Regions from separate parts of the Homo sapiens genome. Here region 2 is linked to region 1. Evidence: read pairs that join two places in POLR2A ChIA-PET (ENCODE). Cell type or tissue: Panc1. All regions are shown on one strand.

What was found. Peaks named below come from ENCODE experiments on the same cell type or tissue, not always from the same donor. Only the 100,000 strongest peaks of a DNase experiment are listed, where the experiment ranks them.
Region 2: POLR2A ChIA-PET joins it to region 1 with 7 read pairs; 2 of 35 experiments call an interaction of 5 or more read pairs at or near these places.

The regions. Positions count from the first base shown.
Region 1 is chr2:215,980,690-215,984,689 of GRCh38, reverse strand. The region is part of intron 2 of MREG (melanoregulin); the gene reads left to right. Among named protein-coding and RNA genes, the nearest start is that of MREG, 31 kb to the left of the region's middle. RefSeq lists a silencer at 1,939-2,008. In Panc1, no CTCF peak of the experiment used is centred here; a DNase peak (open chromatin) is centred at 1,979; H3K4me3 peaks cover 401 bases; H3K27ac peaks cover 1,065 bases.
Region 2 is chr2:216,085,437-216,089,436 of GRCh38, reverse strand. The region is part of intron 1 of TMEM169 (transmembrane protein 169); the gene reads right to left. Among named protein-coding and RNA genes, the nearest start is that of TMEM169, 5.5 kb to the right of the region's middle. In Panc1, no CTCF peak of the experiment used is centred here; no DNase peak of the experiment used is centred here.

The sequences.
Region 1 (4,000 bases):
AATATTTCATTCTACTCTGTTCCATCCCTTCTTCACTTTGTTTAGTGTTCTCTGACCTGTTTTAGTGCCTCTTTCTATGGTTTGGCAGTTCCTTTAGGAGTTTGTACATAGCTTTCACATTTTGACTCTCCTAAAAAAGCCTTAATTTTTTTTTTTTTTTTTTTTTTTTTTGGTGACAAGGTCTTATTCTGTTGCCCAGGCTTCAGTACAGAGGTGCAATCATAGCTCATGATAGCCTCGACCTCCTGGGCTCCAGCAATTCTTCTGCCTTGGCCTCCCAAAGCATTGGATTGCAGGCATGAGCCATTGTGACTGGCTGCTCTTACATTTTTGGTTAAGGAGATGTATGCTAACTGATATGGTTTGGCTGTGTCCCCACTCAAATCTCACCTTGAATTCCCACATGTTGTGGGATGGACATGGGGGGAGGTAATTCAATCATGGGGGCAAGTCTTTCCCATGCTGTTCTCTTGATAGTGAATAAGTGTCATGAGATCTGATGGTTTTTAAAAAGAGGAGTTTTCCTGCACAAGTTCTCTCTCTTTGCCTGCTGCCATCCATGTAAGATGTGACTTGCTCCTCCTTGCCTTCTGCCATGATTGTGAGGCTTCCCCAGCCACGTGGAACTGTAAGTCCAATTAAACCTCTTTCTTTTGTAAATTTCTCAGTCTGGGGTATGTCTTTATCAGCAGCATGAAAATAGACTAATACACTAACTATCAGATCATTCTCATAAACTCTTTCAAGTACTGTTTTGGTTCAAAAACTGGTGATGTTTATTTGGCATAATGAGTGACAGAAATTCTACGCTTATCCTTTAAGGCTATTAAGTAATTGTATGCTGACAAATGCATATACCTCTCATGACATGTGTCTGCCTGCCTGTCACTCATCAGCAGGAACCACATGGTCACCAGATGCTTGTGTGGCTGGAGTGATCTCTGAAAACCACACTTGGCCAAACCCCCTGGGAGCAGCTAAATTTTATTTTTTTAAAACTACAGAGGCAATACTTCATAAATACATACAATTACTACATGTCAACTAAAAATAAAAGCAAAAAATTAAAACTACAGAGGCAGACACATAAATGATCCTCATTTATAATTTATTTGCCCCCAGTACGTGAAGACTACCTGCTAGGGTATTGCCAGACATTGTAAACACTTCCTTAAAAATGTTTAAGATAGGAACAGACCTTCCCCCAGGGGCTGTCTCCAATGTCTGGGTCATACACTTAGCCTATCATATCCCTAATACAAAAAGGGACAACAAAACAGAGTTGATTGGAATATTGGGTGGGAGAAACAGGGAAAGGGGGGTTGAACTGATCGTGGACCAGCCACATAATGCTTAAGCACTCAGAAACTGAGATACTCCAGTCTGGCTCTGCATTACTGTGTCTCAATATGTCCCCAAGAATTGGACAAAGCCCACTCTTTCGGGGCCATCTGATTTTTCCAGAAGTGGGTGAACATTGGCTACATTTGGAGATAGGACTGCAAGTTTTACCCCAACCACGGAGGAGCAAAATAACTGGAAAAGGGAAGCGATTTTCTAGATAATTTTGGGATCCTCCGAAGGCTTCTTTCTTTGAGGTCCAGATTATCTGGATTCTTGAATGCATTTATTCTTTCTTTTACTTTGCTAGTGACTATTTGGGTTTAGAGGATTTGGGGCAGGGTGGAGGGAGAGAATAAACAAGCTTACTAGGATCTGAGAATCAAGGGTTCTTGCACTCTATTTTCTAGGTAATAATATTTATAGAATATTACCCTGTATGCTAAGCAACATGCTTCATGTTCTCCAGACAAATACTGAATCCTCACGGTAACCCTATGAAAGAGGCATTTTGACTCAGATGATTAGAGACTTTGTCACTGGTACAAAGTGTTGGAGGAAGTGACTGGGAGCATTGGGATCCCAGCTCAGGTCGGTGTGACCCAGAAACCTGCATGACTAGAAACATTACTCCAGGCTCTCCAGTGAGTTTAGAAAGAGCGTCAGTGGAACCTCTTTGGTCAAAGACAAAGTTCCCAAGCAGTTATTGGCTTCCTGCCTCGAGTAGACACTCCGGTCTATGTTTGCTGATCATTACTCACCCTGTGTCAACTGAGTCATGGAGTGACTGGTTTTGGTGTTGGTTTTGTATCCACCTGCTTTTGGCCCTGATGCTATTGCACCATTCGATTACTAAAACCCATGGATTATACCAGAAGATGTTCTGTTCATCGGTCTGTGATGTTTCTATTCTTTGCTCATCCCCGTTCTCCTTTTTAAAAAATATATAAGCATTTCTTTTGATTAGCATTAAGAGAATCAATGTTTCTTTTTTCTTTTCTTTTTTTTTTTTTGACGGAGTTTTGCTGTGACAGAATTTTGCTCCTGTCACCCAGGCTGGAGTGCAATGGCGTGATCTTGGCTCACTGCAACCTCTGCTTCCCAGGTTCAAGTGATTCTCCTGTCTCAGCCTCCCAACTAGCTGGAATTACAGGCATGCACCACCACATCCGGCTAATTTTTGTATTTTCAGTAGAGACAGGGTTTCGCAGTGTTGGTCAGGCTGGTCTTGAACTCCTGACCTCAGGTGATCCACCCACCTCAGCCTCCCAAAGTGTTGGGATTACAGGTGTGAGCCACCGTGCCCGGCCAGTGTTTCTTACTAAGTAGGTAGCACCTCAGTGCTCCATGTAAGTCAGCAGAGTTGACACAATAAATAGTGGCAAACCTGATGTAGGCCAGCGAGCAGCATCATTAGCAATTCTGCAGGATGTGTGGTGGTGAAGAACATGGGCTCTGGAATCAGACAGATTTGAGGATAAGAAGCATACCTCTGCCATATTCTAATGAGATGATACTGAATAGTTATTTAATCTTAGAGTGATTATACTATCTGTTGTCCAGTTTGGGACATAGTCACTTAAGTTCTTAAGTAAGAGGAGAGGGGCTGCTAATATTAAGTATTCCAGGCCAAAAATATAAACTGGGACTGCCCTAGACAAGGATCACCTTTCTTTTTAAATTTAAAATATATATAACAAAAATTTCCTCTTGTAATCATTTTTCAGTTAAGTGGTACAGTTTGGTGGCATTGAGTACGTTCATATTTTTTGGCAACAATCACCATTATGCATCTCCAGAACTTTTTTATCTTCTCAAACTAAAACTCTGTGCCCACTAGACAATAACTCCCCAGCTCCTGGCAACTTTCTACTTTCTTTCTCTATGAATTTGGCTACTTTAGGTACGTACTGTAAGTGGAATCATGCAGTATTTGTCCTTTCATAGCTAGCTTGCTTCACTTAGCGTAATGTTTCCAAAGTTCATTCACACTGCAGCAGCCGTCAGCATTTCCTTCCTTTTTCAAGCGGAATAATATTCCATAGTGTGTATATGCCACATTCGGTTTACTCACTCATCCATTGATGGACACTCGGGTTGCTTCTATGTTTTGGCTCTTGTGAGTAATGCTGTTGCAAACACGGGTGTACAAATATCTGCTTGAGTCCCTGTTTTCAGTTCTTTTGGGCATATACCTAGAAGTGGAATTGTTGGATCATAGAGTAATTTATTTAATGAGTTATTAATTATTTAATTTATTTAAGTTATTTAATTTGTTAAATTTTTTAAGGAACTGCGGTACTGTTTCCCACAGTATCTGTACCATTTTACATTTTCACCAGCAAGGTACAAGAGTTCCAGTTCCTCTACATCTTTGCCAACACTTGTTATTAATATTTCCCTTCTCTTCCGTTCCCTTCCCTTCCCTTCCCTTCCCTGCCCTTCCCTGCCCTGCCCTGTCCTGCCCTGCCCTGCCCTGCCCTCCCCTCCCCTCCCCTCCCCTCCTCTCTGCTTCTCTTCCCTTTTCTTCTTTCTTTAAGCCAGAGCCTTGCTTTGTTGCCCAGGCTGGAGGGCAGTGGCGTGATCTCTGCTCACTGCAACTTCCACCTCCTGGGTTCAAGTGATTCTCCTGCCTCAGCCTCCCGAGTACCTTGGCCTC
Region 2 (4,000 bases), 100 kb before region 1:
AAATAGAAGTAGTCAAGTGGTAGTAGCTGCAGTGAACAGCTGATGGTTTTTGGTTTTTTGGTTCTGTTGTTTGCTGTCCAAAACCCTATTTCTCCTTCATTTGATGACAGATCCACTCATTTTGGTGAGAAACAGTCTTGAAAGTCCCTGATGTGATCACAGTGACCACTTCACCATTCTTATTCTCCTTGTCACACCAAAGCTGTTGATTCCACTAATTCCCAAATCTTTCTTGAACCTTCCCTCACCTCCTTTAACTTTCTACTCTCATTCTCTTTTACCTCTCAAACCTTCCTTCTGTTTCTTTTGCTCCCTTATCTGCTTTCTCCAACCCATAATTGCCAGTGTTTTCTAGGCCCGATTCTTAATTCATTGTCCTCTATTCTCAACAGCACACTCTGTTCCTCTTGTTAAAATATACAGCCTTCCTGCACACAGCTGTAGGACCACTTCTATGCCAAGAACGCCCAAATGTAGATCTCAAGATTGTATCTCCAATAGCCTGGCGAATATTTTCTAATTGAATTATTTAGCAAAGCATGTTCAAACCAAACTCATCTTTATTTACAGCAGAGAACCTCTCAGTGTTACCGAGAAAAAAGGAGAAGGGGGAAAGGAAAGGAGAAAGGGATAAAGAAGGAAACACCACAACATTTATGGAATTTACCGATTGTGTAATTTGGTAGGTTCTGTGTTGATTATACAGTACATGCATTATCTCACTGAATTACACATTCAAAAAATATTTACGTATTCATTTATTTTTAGAGATGGGGTCTTTCTATGTTGCCCAGGCTTGACTTGAACTCCTAGGCTCAAGCAATCCTCTCACCTCAGCCTCCTGAGTAGCTGGGACTACAGTCATGTGCAACTGTGCCCAGCTTCAGTAAATATTTATTAAGCAACACTATGTGCTATATATTGCATAGTTGTTCTAGGTACAACAATTTTTGTCTGTTTGTTTGTTTGTTTTGAGACGGAGTCTCGCTCTGTCGCCCAAGCTGGAGTGTAGTGGCGTGATCTCAGCCCACTGCAAGCTCCGCCTCCCGGGTTCACGCCATTCTCCTGCCTCAGCCTCTTGAGTAGCTGGGACTACAGGCGCCCACCACCACGCCCGGCTAATTTTTTGTATTTCTTTTTTAGTAGAGACGGGGTTTCACCGTGTTAGCCAGGATGGTCTCGATCTCCTGACCTTGTGATCTGCCCGCCTCGGTCTCCCAAAGTGCTGGGATTACAGGCGTGAGCCACTGCACCCGGCCTGTTTGTTTTTTTTTTTTTTGAGACAGAGTCTCGCTTGGTCACCCAGGCTGGAGTGCAGTTGTGCAATGTCAGCTCACTGCAACCTCAGCCTCCAGGTTCAAGCGATTTTCGTGCCTCTGCCTCCTGAGTAGCTGGGACCACAGGCATACACCACCATGTGCAATTAATTTTTGTACTTTTAGTACAGACAGGGTTTCACCATGTTGGCCAGGCTAGTCTCCAACTCCTGACCTCAAGTGATCCATCTGCCTCGGCCTCCCAAAGTGCTGGGATTACAGGTGTGAGCCACCATACCAGCCTAGGTACAACAATTTTATGAAGCAAGTATTATTTTGCAGAAGAGGACACTTGGACTGAATAATAGTAACAACAGAAACTTATTGGATGTTTATTGTGTGCCAAGTGCTGCTCTAAGTACTTTACAATAATCGTATTGTTCAATATTCACAGCAAACCAGTGAAGTAGGTACCTTTATTATTCCCATTTAGAGGAGAAATTTGCTCAAGCTTACATAGCTAGTATAGTGGTGGGACTGGAACTGACACCCAGGTTTGCTAATTTCAAAGCCCATGTTATTTTCATTGTGCCATACTACCCGCCAACATTTATGCAAAGATCTATAAACTTCTAGAATGTTCTTTGATGAACCCATTTCCTATATTAAGGACATATTTCCATATACCTAATAATAATTAGTCTCTAAGTCCTGCTAGTCATTCCTATGAAATCTTTTTGTTAATTTGTTCATTTGAATTTCTACTACCACCATATGCCAGAATACAGCCTTCATACTACTTCCTCTAAACTGGAAGACATTCTAAAATGGAAGACATTCCTCTACCATTTTTTACCATATTAATGGTGATTAATAAACAAAACAAAACAATATTTTTATTTTGTCTTGCCATTACTGACTAAAATATATCTGAAGGCCTGTCTGGTGTTTGAGGCTCTCCGTATTTGCACCCCACCCTAGGATTCAGTAGCAATTTTCCCCTTCCCTTTCCTGCAACGTGACTACTCAACACATGTGCTTATGTTGGTTTCTTCATCTTTGTCACGCTTCTCCACATCTTTCAAGCCTGGCTCAAGACAGACTCATTCGCTCACGTCCCCTTCTGTGACTACCCCAGCCCCCACGTCCTCTCCTCCCACCCTAACCCTGTGTTGCAGGTGTGTGGTGAGAATTCAATGAATGGCCCAGTATAAAATGCCTAATATGTGACTGACACTTCATAAATATTAGTTTCTATTCCCTTTCTTTTGCCTCCTTCTATTTGTAATTTAATAGCATTTGCCATCTGAACCATACACTTAATACTTAATTATGCAGCATTTCATATCATTGTATAGATTATAGATGGCATCATGAGTTTTCATTCATCTTTCTAGGTAGATAACAAACTTCTAGAGTTTAGGAACTGTCTTACTCTTCTTCTTAACCACCAATGGGAAAACCCCAGGGCTGGACATGTAGTACAAAGTCAGTATGTACTTGTTGACTTCATAGGACACAGAAGAGAAAATGTCTTACCAGAAATATGACATAAACAACTGTTAAGAAAGAAAGGCTTGATTCTCTTCCCCATTTTTGTATACTTTATTATGCTGTAAGTATTTGATCTGAGAAGCAGGTTCTAAACATTTCTCCTTCCTTTTAGATTTCACAAGAGAGAGGTTAAAAGAAAATTTTACCCAATTTCCAAGGCTTTAATCAATAGACTTGAGAGAAGAGAGAGGACTTTGTTCTTTTCTCTGGCAGTTAAGCTGTGCCCATCTTCCACTTCCACTTCCAGTCTAAAGATTATTAACAGGCTGGTCACGGTGGCTCATGCCTGTAATTCCAGCACTTAGGGAGGCCGAGGCAGGTGGATCACTTGAGATCAGGAGTTTGAGACCAACTTGGCCAACATGGTGAAACCCCCTCTACTAAAAATACAAAAATTAGCCAGGCATGGTGGCACACACCTGTAATCTCAGCTACTCCGGAGGCTGAGGTAGGAGAATCGCTTGAACCCGGGAGGCAGAGGTTGCAGTGAGCCAAGATCACACCACCGCACTCCAGCCGGGGCAACAGAGTGAGACTCTGCCTCAGAAAAAAAAAAAGATTCTTACAAATGTGATATTACAGAGTGTTAGCTTCAATCAACCATTAGCTCTGTACTCTTGGTCATTGTAGGAGGGAAAACAGGTTTTTAAGAACATGCTCATACTCTGGAACTCGTGCTTAGAATAACTGCTTTTAAGCCACTCTTGAAAAAAATTATCCAGATAATTCTTTTTTTGTTTTTGTTTTTTTTTTTTGAGATGGAGTTTCACTCTTGTTGCCTTGGCTGGAGTGCAATGGCGTGATCTCAGCTCACCACAACTTCTGCCTCCTGGGTTTAAGCGATTCTCCTGCCTCAGCCTTCTGAGAAGCTGGGATTACAGGCATGCACAACCATGCCCAGTTAATTTTGTATTTTTTAGTAGAGAAGGGGTTTCTCCATGTTGGTCAGGCTGGTCTCGAACTCCCAACCTCAGGTGATCCGCCCGCCTTGGCCTCCCAAAGTGCTGGGATTACAGGCGTGAGCCACTGCTCCCGGCCCAGATAATTCTTAAATTCATCCACCCAACTTTCCCATCTCCACTGCTTCCCCTCTGGTCTAGGAGGCCACTGTCTCTTAACTGTGGTTCTAAAAAAAATGCTCCTATCTTCCAGCTTCCACTCTTGCTGCCTTCCAATCAATTCCTCACTCA